Linked DNA regions of Homo sapiens: regions 1 and 3 are each linked to region 2. The links are chromatin contacts, found by Hi-C or POLR2A ChIA-PET in ENCODE. All regions are on one chromosome and are shown on one strand. Each heading gives the region's core, a stretch centred on a gene start or an enhancer-like site at or near the end of the contact. The rest is flanking DNA. Distances are from core to core; before and after follow the strand shown.

Region 1 (2,700 bases), core at 182-2,681, 80 kb before region 2:
GAAATTAGAGAGAAGAGGAGAGCTACATGTCCTTTTAGGGTACCCATACAGTTCCCTAACTCAAACGTGTCCTCATATGTTTAAAGTTAGAGTAAAGGGAGATCTCCTACTGACTTACGTGTCTGTTAATATCCAACACAAGCCCTCATTTGAACCAGCCCAAATTGGAAAAGGGGCTAGATTACACCAGCCAAATAAATACCTACCCATCAATCAACCACTTCCCAAAAAGGTCAAGGTTGCAAAATGCTATCAACAGAAACCTTTATGACCCCTCAAAAACACCACTCTTGGATCCTGTTAAGGTATATGAACAGTCAAGTCCATCAGTTACATACCGACTCATCCTCCTGCACCTTGCTCCTGGTATGCACAAATATATCACACGTGACAAAAAGGATAAATGTAAAAGCTGCCCACTCTACCAACAATTCTGGCAGATAAGAGAGAAACCGTGTTGGCAAGTGACTAGAGATCCACATGCGCAGAGTAAGAGACCCAAAGTGCACGAGGAAACTTCCCCCAATTTTAAAATTCTACTTTTCTAGCCACACGTGGGGATGAGATTGGAGGCCAGCAAGTATGAGCAGCCACACCCTGCTCTACCATTACCTAGTATGTCACAATCCTGATGCAAATCCTGTGCCCAAGAGTCCAACGATACCGCGCTGCAGGGCAGCAGACGCCTGTTACGTAAGCTCTGCAGGGCCTCCTCCAGTTCGCCCCGCCCTACCCTCCCACCCCAATTCTTTAGTGGCGGGGGGCGGGGGGGTCTACTCCTGAAGTTAAATCAACATCCTCTTGGAAAAATATCCTTTTGTGCAGGAACCTGTGAGATGTGGGCCGTTTCTCATTTGGCTGCGACGGTCTAGGAGCGTGGGGGAAGGGAAAGTAAAATGACCTTTCAAGGTCCCTTCCTTGAAGCCTAGAGATTTGCAGGATAAGCATTAAGTCCCATCTCGCCGACTGGGAGCTGGAGGCAACGGAACTGCATTTCACCAATAGGAAAAAGGACAAAATGGGTCCCAGCGGCAATCTCAGCCCTTCCTCAGTGGGATCCATCCCCGAAGGGTGACTTCGGGTGCTTTCTGGGCTGGGGAAAATGCGGCTAGAAACCACCAAACCCGTGAGCAGCCTCGCCCTCCAAGCCTAGGACCCCTGGGGCCCAGCCAAAAGCTAAAAGAACTTAGAGCAGACGAGAGAACAAGTCGGCTCCGGCCAAAGAGGTTTGCGACAGAGCACAGAGAGCACGCGGGCAAACGTGCAGAATTACCTCATAACGACCCGCTTCCCTTTAACGTCCAGCTTGTCCAGCGTCAGCTTGTTAGAAAGCGACATTTTGGAAATACAGCTGGGGAGAGAGGTCGGTGATTCGGTCAACGAGGGAGCCGACTGCCGACGTGCGCTCCGGAGGCTTGCAGAATGCGGAACACCGCGCGGGCAGGAACAGGGCCCACACTACCGCCCCACACCCCGCCTCCCGCACCGCCCCTTCCCGGCCGCTGCTCTCGGCGCGCCCTGCTGAGCAGCCGCTATTGGCCACAGCCCATCGCGGTCGGCGCGCTGCCATTGCTCCCTGGCGCTGTCCGTCTGCGAGGGTACTAGTGAGACGTGCGGCTTCCGTTTGTCACGTCCGGCACGCCGCGAACCGCAAGGAACCTTCCCGACTTAGGGGCGGAGCAGGAAGCGTCGCCGGGGGGCCCACAAGGGTAGCGGCGAAGATCCGGGTGACGCTGCGAACGGACGTGAAGAATGTGCGAGACCCAGGGTCGGCGCCGCTGCGTTTCCCGGAACCACGCCCAGAGCAGCCGCGTCCCTGCGCAAACCCAGGGCTGCCTTGGAAAAGGCGCAACCCCAACCCCGTGGAATTCGAGGCTGCCCTACCAGGATCAATGCAAATGCCACCTCCTTTTGGAAAATCCTGGTTTCCTAGCTCCCTTCATGGAATTCTGCTTCTTAAGGCTTACTTAGTAATAGAGACCTCTCAGAAGTTGGAAGAGGCCCAGGTCCACTCTGGCCCCCACCTTTTTTAAAATAAAAAATGCAATGTAATTTTTCTGGTTATGGCATGATTGATGCTAATGGCAAACACGTGGCATTTTTCATATATTAACCAACGCTCACAAAACGCAGTAGTGACTACTGTTATCCTCATTAGGCAAATGAAATAACTGATGCACAGAGAAGTTTAGTGGGCCAGGCGCGGTGGCTCACGCCTTTAATCCCGGCACTTTGGGAGGCCAAGGCCGGCAGATTGCTTGAGCCCAGTGGTTCGAGACCAGCCTGAGCAACATAGCAAAACCCCATCTCTACTAAAAATACAAAAAATTAGCTAGACGTGGTGGCGGGCACCTGTAGTCCTGTTACCCGTGGAGGGTGTCCAAGTTCTTAGCGTCTTGAACTAAGAACTGGACGAAATGCACAAAGCAAAGAAAGAATGAAGCAATAAAAGCAGAGATGTATTGAAAACGAAAGTGTAACCGCCCAATGGGTTCACCTTGTCCGCTGCCTAGACAGAGCTGATTTATGAAGACGGGAATTGCAATGGCGAAAGAATAATTCACGCTGAGCGCTGTGCGGGAGACCAGAGTTTCATTATCACTCAAATCAGTCTCCCTGAGCATTCTGGAATCAGAGTTTTTAAGGATAATTTGGCAGGTATGGGTTCGGAAAGTGGGGAGTGCTAGTTGGTCGGGATGA
Region 2 (2,700 bases), core at 172-2,671:
CTCTGAACATTTCTTATAGCTCTGGTCTGGTGGTGATGAATTTCCTTACTGTTTGCTTGTCTGAGGAAGACTTTGTTTCTACTTCATGTATGAAGCTTAATTTGGCAGGATATGAAATTCCTGGTTGCCAGTTTTTTTTTTCTTTAGGGAAACTAAAAATAGGCTCTCAATCACTTCCAGCTTGTAACATTTCCACTGAGAAGTCTGCTGTTAGCCTGATGGGTTTTGCTCTGTAGGTAATTTGGCCCTTTTCTGTAGCTGCCTTTAAGATATTTTTCTTTTGCATTGACTTTGGATATTCTAATGCCTGTGTGCCCTGAGGATGGTCATCTTGTATAGTGTCTTGCAGGAGTTCTCTGGATTTGAAATTTCTTTACTGAATTTTTCAGTTCCAGCAGTTCCATTTGTTTTTTTTCTTAATATGGCTACCTCGTCTTGCATATCCTGAATCGTTTTTCTGGTTTCTTTACATTGGATTCCAACTTTCATTTGGATCTCATTGAGGTTTCCTTGCAATCCATATTTTAAATTACTTATCTGTCTGCTTAGGATCCGTTGCTAGAGAGCTATTACAATCGTTTGGCGGTGTGAAAACACTTTTTGTACTGCTAGAGTTCTTGCACTGATTCTTTCCCATCCAAGGGAACTTTTGCTTCCTGTTTTTGAATTTGCTATCATTTCCAAGGGACGTTTTCTTTCCTTCTTTTTTTTCCCTTGGGTGCTTTACTGTGGTGCATGTTGTGTGTGATCATTTAGCTTTGTTTTTGGTGCTTTCAGGGGTCCAAGGTGCTGTACAGATTACTTGGTTGTGGATAGCTTCTATGCCATAGCTTTCTCAGATGCTGCTTTTTGTAGTGAGGTATTAGCCATTAGAGCTAACAATCTCCTATAGGGTTTAGGGTGCAGAGGTCCCTGTGGACTTATCTTAAGGGCTAGAACTAAGCCCTTCTGTTAGCAGATTTTAAATTTTATGATGCAGTTCAGGATACACACCAGTAGATGGCACTCAAGAGTAAGAGACAGCAGGTAGGTTGGTGCCAGGTAGAAGCACCTGCCCTGATGCAGGGGTGGTGGGAAGAGATTATATTAGGGTGCACTCGCACTCCTGATCCTGTGCCAGCAAGAACATGATCAGCTTCTCTTTTGTGCCCTTGTTATAGGGCTCCTGACCTTCATTTCATAAGGACTTTGTCCTTTGGTTCCCATGAGTATGCCCCTCTGATAGCTACCACTAAAATGGGTTTGGGTTAGTCTTTTCCCCCAGACCAAAGCAGGCAACTCAGTGATTTGTCTGTCCCTCCTTGCTGGGACAGTGCCACTCTGTCGGGAGAGGGAGTTGAGCCTCGCCCTTGGAAAAAACCCAAGCGGCACGTGACTCACTTGCAGTAGGGGTGGAGCCACCATGAAAAGCATGAAATATGCTTTGTCCAAGTGTGCGCTAGCTGGCCCCTGGTGGGAAATAGCACTGCTGCATCCGCAGCACTGTAGGTGTGGGGGAAGGGTGTGGCAGGAGATGATCTTCTCTCCATGTCTAACCCTAATCCTATCTACCATACTGTCCAAAGCAATCTATAGATTCAACACAATTCCTATAAAACTACTAATGTTCTCTGTCACAGAATTTAAAAAGCAATCCTAAATTTCATATGGAAAAAGAACCTAAATAGCCGAAGCAATCCTAAGCAAAAAGAATAAAACTAGAGGCATCACATTACCCGACTTCAAATTATACTAAAAGACTATAGTAATCAAAACAGCGTGGTATTGATACAAAAATAGACACGTAGATCAACTGAACAAAATAGAGAACCCAGAAATAAAGCCCACACCTACAACCAACTGGTCTTCAACAAAGTTGACAAAAACAAACAATGGGGAAAGGACACCCTATTCAATATATGGTGCTGGGAAAACTAGCTAGCCATATGCAGAAGAATGAAACTGGACTCATATCTCTCACCATATAAAAAAATTAACTCAGGATAGATTGAAGACTTAGATGTAAAACCTCAAACTATAAAAACCCCAAGAAAACCTGGGAAAAACTCTTCTAGACATTATCCTAGGGAAAGAATTTATGACTAAGACCTCAAAAACAATTGCAACAAAACCAAAAATTAATAAAGGAGATTTAATTAAACGAAAGAGCTTCTGCACAACAAAAGAAACAATCAACAGAATAAACACAGAACCTACAGAATGGGAGAAAATATTTGCAAAGTATGCATCCAACAAAGGACTAATATCTAGACTCTATATGAAACTTAAATCAACAAGGATAAAACAACCCTATTTAAAAGTGGGCAAAGGGCATAAATAGACACCTCTCAAAAGAAGACATACAAGTGATAAAAAAAAACACATGAAAAAATACTCAACATCACTAATCATCAGGGAAATGCAACTTAAAACCACAATGAAATACCCCTTCACACCAGTCAGAATGGCTATAATTAAAAAAATCAAAAAATAACAGATGTTGGCAACGATGCAGAGAAAAGGGAACACTTATATACTGTTGGTGGGAATGTAAATCAGTTCAACCTCTACGGAAAACAGTCTGGAGATTTCTCCAAGAACTTAAAATATAACTACCATTTAACCCAGCAATCCCACTACTGGATATCTACCCAAAGGATTTTCTTATATTTATTTTAAATTGTTTTATCAAAAGACAACTGCATGTGTGTGTTTATCACA
Region 3 (2,700 bases), core at 113-2,612, 120 kb before region 2:
GAGTTCCTGCCCAAACTTCAAGATGGCGGCCAGGTGGACTGCTGATTCTGATGAGTCTGATGAGGTGAGCTGCGCCACAAAACTGAAGGACCCGCTAAGCCTGGGAAATTAGTATGTATTTGTGTAAGTGTTTGTGAGGAGAGCCACTGGAGGGTTTTAAGGAAAATAATGATTGGATTTATGACTGAAAGGTCCGTCTAGCTGTGTAAGGAATGTGGGGGGACACTATTTGGGGAGCATATTTCTGTAATCTTGGTAAGGATGTTGGCTTGGACTCGTTAGCATAGTAGCACTGGATGGAGATGTGGAGACATGGATAGAACTTTGGGAGGTCACCCGGACAAGACTTGTTGCTAGGTTGAGTGTGGATTGTGAGGGAAAGCGCCAACATGGCTGCCTGCTCCGTTTCTGGCCTGGGTGAGTCACGGTTCCTGTTCCTGAGGGAGAATCCTAGGGCGTTGGTGGATGTGGAGGGTAAGAATGAGTTATCTGCGACATTTTAAGCCAGAGATAGTTAACTGATGCACATTTTTTGAAAGTCACTGGGGCTGGATGGTAGGTTCTCACGAAAAGTCATTCGGGCTGTTCTGTGGGTGAGGGGCTGGGAAGGGTGTAACTGGGAGGCAAGGAAGGGTCCTGTGTTGGCCTCAGCGGGGAGACAGGAAGCTGCTCCAGGGCCAAGAGAGGCTAGAGGGTCTCTAACGGGCCGAGTGAAGGCTTTAGTTTTTCATCAGTGTGAAATGGGCAGCCACGGTAGGGCTTTGAGTGTGACAAGGGCTGACCAAAGTCTTGCTGTGGGGAGAGCAAGCTATTGGGTAGGATTGTCAGATTTAGCTAATAAAAATCCAGGACACCCGGTTAAATATGAATATCAGAACAATTATTTCGTAGCATAAGTATGGCCTGTGCAAATCTGGGATATACTTATACTAAAAATGTATTCCTTGTTGATGTGACATTCAAACGTAACGGGTCCAACTGTGTTGGACCAAGCAGCCCTAACACCGACTGGGTCTGGAATTCCGGGAGGCCGAAAGGGGCAAAGGTGGTAGCCGTGGAGGTGTGAGGAGGGACCCCCGCAAAGGTGAGGTTGGCCCACTTGGTGCCCTTTGCCGGGAAACAACTCTGGGAAGTCGAGCTTCTCGGCCCCTCTACTTCTTTCAGGCCCCAGCAGGCTCCATGGGGAAGGATTACCTGCCTCTTCCAATACTGAACTCGGGCACCCCAGCGCGTCTCTTCCCCTGGCCAGCGGCTTGCTGAAACTCCCGCCCCCGGCGGCTGGCACGTAACCCCGCCTTCCGTTTCCCTCCTCCCGCTCCCCGCAGGGGTGGAGCCTGAGCGAGGAGCCCGCGAGCTCTCCTCTCTCCTCTGTCTCCGCGGATGACGAGTGGCTGGATAACATGGAGTCGGGCAAGATGGCGCCTCCCAAGAACGCTCCGAGAGATGCCTTGGTAAGTGCGAAGGATAAGCCGCGGATCGCGAAGCCAGGTGCAGCCAGGGACCTGCGAGGCGGGGCCACGCTGAGGGCCTGAGGGTCGGCTCGCACGCTCGTTTCAGTCTAGTCAGGGCCGTCAGGAGGAGAGGGTGATGGGGATGCGCCCTGGCCCCCGGGCCCCTATCTCGCCGCTTGGGCCAAGTCTTGCCAGAGGGTCGCGGTCCAGTGGAGCTTGCGGAACGGCTGCCCAGCTTTGTGTCCTGGGCTTCGGGCCCCTGCCTCCCCCTCGTCTCTAGCTATCTGCCAGCCCTGACTCCGCGTCCAGGGTTCTGATGCTACCTTAACCCGCCGCCACAGCCAAAAATGACAACCAGCTGGAGCTACTTACCTCTGCTGGAGAAGCCAAATTCTGTCTTCTCTTTGCCCCACACCCCGCCCCCAACCCCGCCAAAAAATAAAAATAAAAGTTTTCTGCAAAAGCGTACTATGCGATTTCGTGTGATCACTGACTCACTTGGGAGGGCAAGGGTGAGTAGGACTTTGGAGCCCAAAGAAGGGGAACCTTGTATCATAAATATAAATACTACCCTTCAGTGCAGCCTTGATTTCCAGTACCAAATTCTGCATCTGGTGTTTTTATTTGAATCCACAGGTGATGGCACAGATCCTGAAGGATATGGGAATCACAGAGTATGAACCAAGGGTTATAAATCAAATGTTGGAATTTGCTTTCCGTAAGTTAATGAAACACCAAAAACTTGCCTAACTTGTGAACTTGAAAAGATATTTTTATTGTAAGAACATTTTCTTTTATTTTCTTTTTTGAGACAGGGACTCGCTGTTGCCCAGGCTAGAAGGCAGTGGCGCGATCTTGGCTCACTGCGGCCTCCGCCTCCTGGGTTCAAGCGATTCTTGTGCCTCAGCCTCCCGAGCTGGGACTACAGGCACTTGCCACCACGCCCGGCTAAGTGTTGTATTATTAGTAGAAAGGGAGTTTCGCCATATTGCCCAGGCTGGCCTCGAACTACTGACTCAAGTGATCCCCCCATCTCGGCCTCCCAAAGTGTTGGGATTACAGGCGTGAGCCACCGCACCCAGCCTTGTAAGAACATTTTCAACCAAATTATGTTAACAGTATCATAGAATTCAGCCTAAAGAACGAAAGGAGCTCAAGCTAGGGGACAGTAGTATTCACACTGTGATATCTGTTTAAAACTGATCATATAGACAGGACAATTACTTATTAAAATCAGCATTTAGGCTGA

Evidence for each region. Hi-C counts contacts between places; a loop is a spot of excess contacts on that map. ChIA-PET counts read pairs that join two places held with the same protein, here RNA polymerase II (POLR2A). Pooled maps may share reads with other maps.
Region 1: a loop to region 2 is called in a map of PC-9, with 5 times the contacts of the local background. The contact joins the promoter of PGK1 here to the enhancer-like site in region 2. A Hi-C loop is called at or near these places in 8 of 168 maps with a recorded cell type or tissue (CD8-positive, alpha-beta T cell, Calu3, GM12878 and 5 more), 24 of 37 single-sample maps with no recorded cell type and 17 of 50 pooled maps. POLR2A ChIA-PET finds 5 or more read pairs at or near these places in 1 of 52 experiments (BJ).
Region 3: a loop to region 2 is called in a pooled map, with 2.1 times the contacts of the local background. The contact joins the promoter of TAF9B here to the enhancer-like site in region 2. A Hi-C loop is called at or near these places in 1 of 50 pooled maps.

What each region holds. Positions count from the first base shown.
Region 1 is chrX:78,102,979-78,105,678 of GRCh38, reverse strand. PGK1 (phosphoglycerate kinase 1) reads right to left here and starts at 1,431. Exons shown (of 11, transcript NM_000291.4): 1 at 1,274-1,431. The coding sequence starts at 1,338. RefSeq lists a silencer at 1,485-1,544.
Region 2 is chrX:78,023,237-78,025,936 of GRCh38, reverse strand. The region is part of intron 14 of ATP7A (ATPase copper transporting alpha); the gene reads right to left. Among named protein-coding and RNA genes, the nearest start is that of PGAM4, 55 kb to the right of the region's middle. Within about 2 kb of position 1,421, at least 3 of the 41 ENCODE cell types and tissues checked have a DNase peak (open chromatin) inside an H3K27ac peak, as active enhancers do.
Region 3 is chrX:78,138,312-78,141,011 of GRCh38, reverse strand. TAF9B (TATA-box binding protein associated factor 9b) reads left to right here and starts at 1,362. Exons shown (of 7, transcript NM_015975.5): 1 at 1,362-1,451; 2 at 2,088-2,169. The coding sequence starts at 1,401. RefSeq lists an enhancer at 1,364-1,673.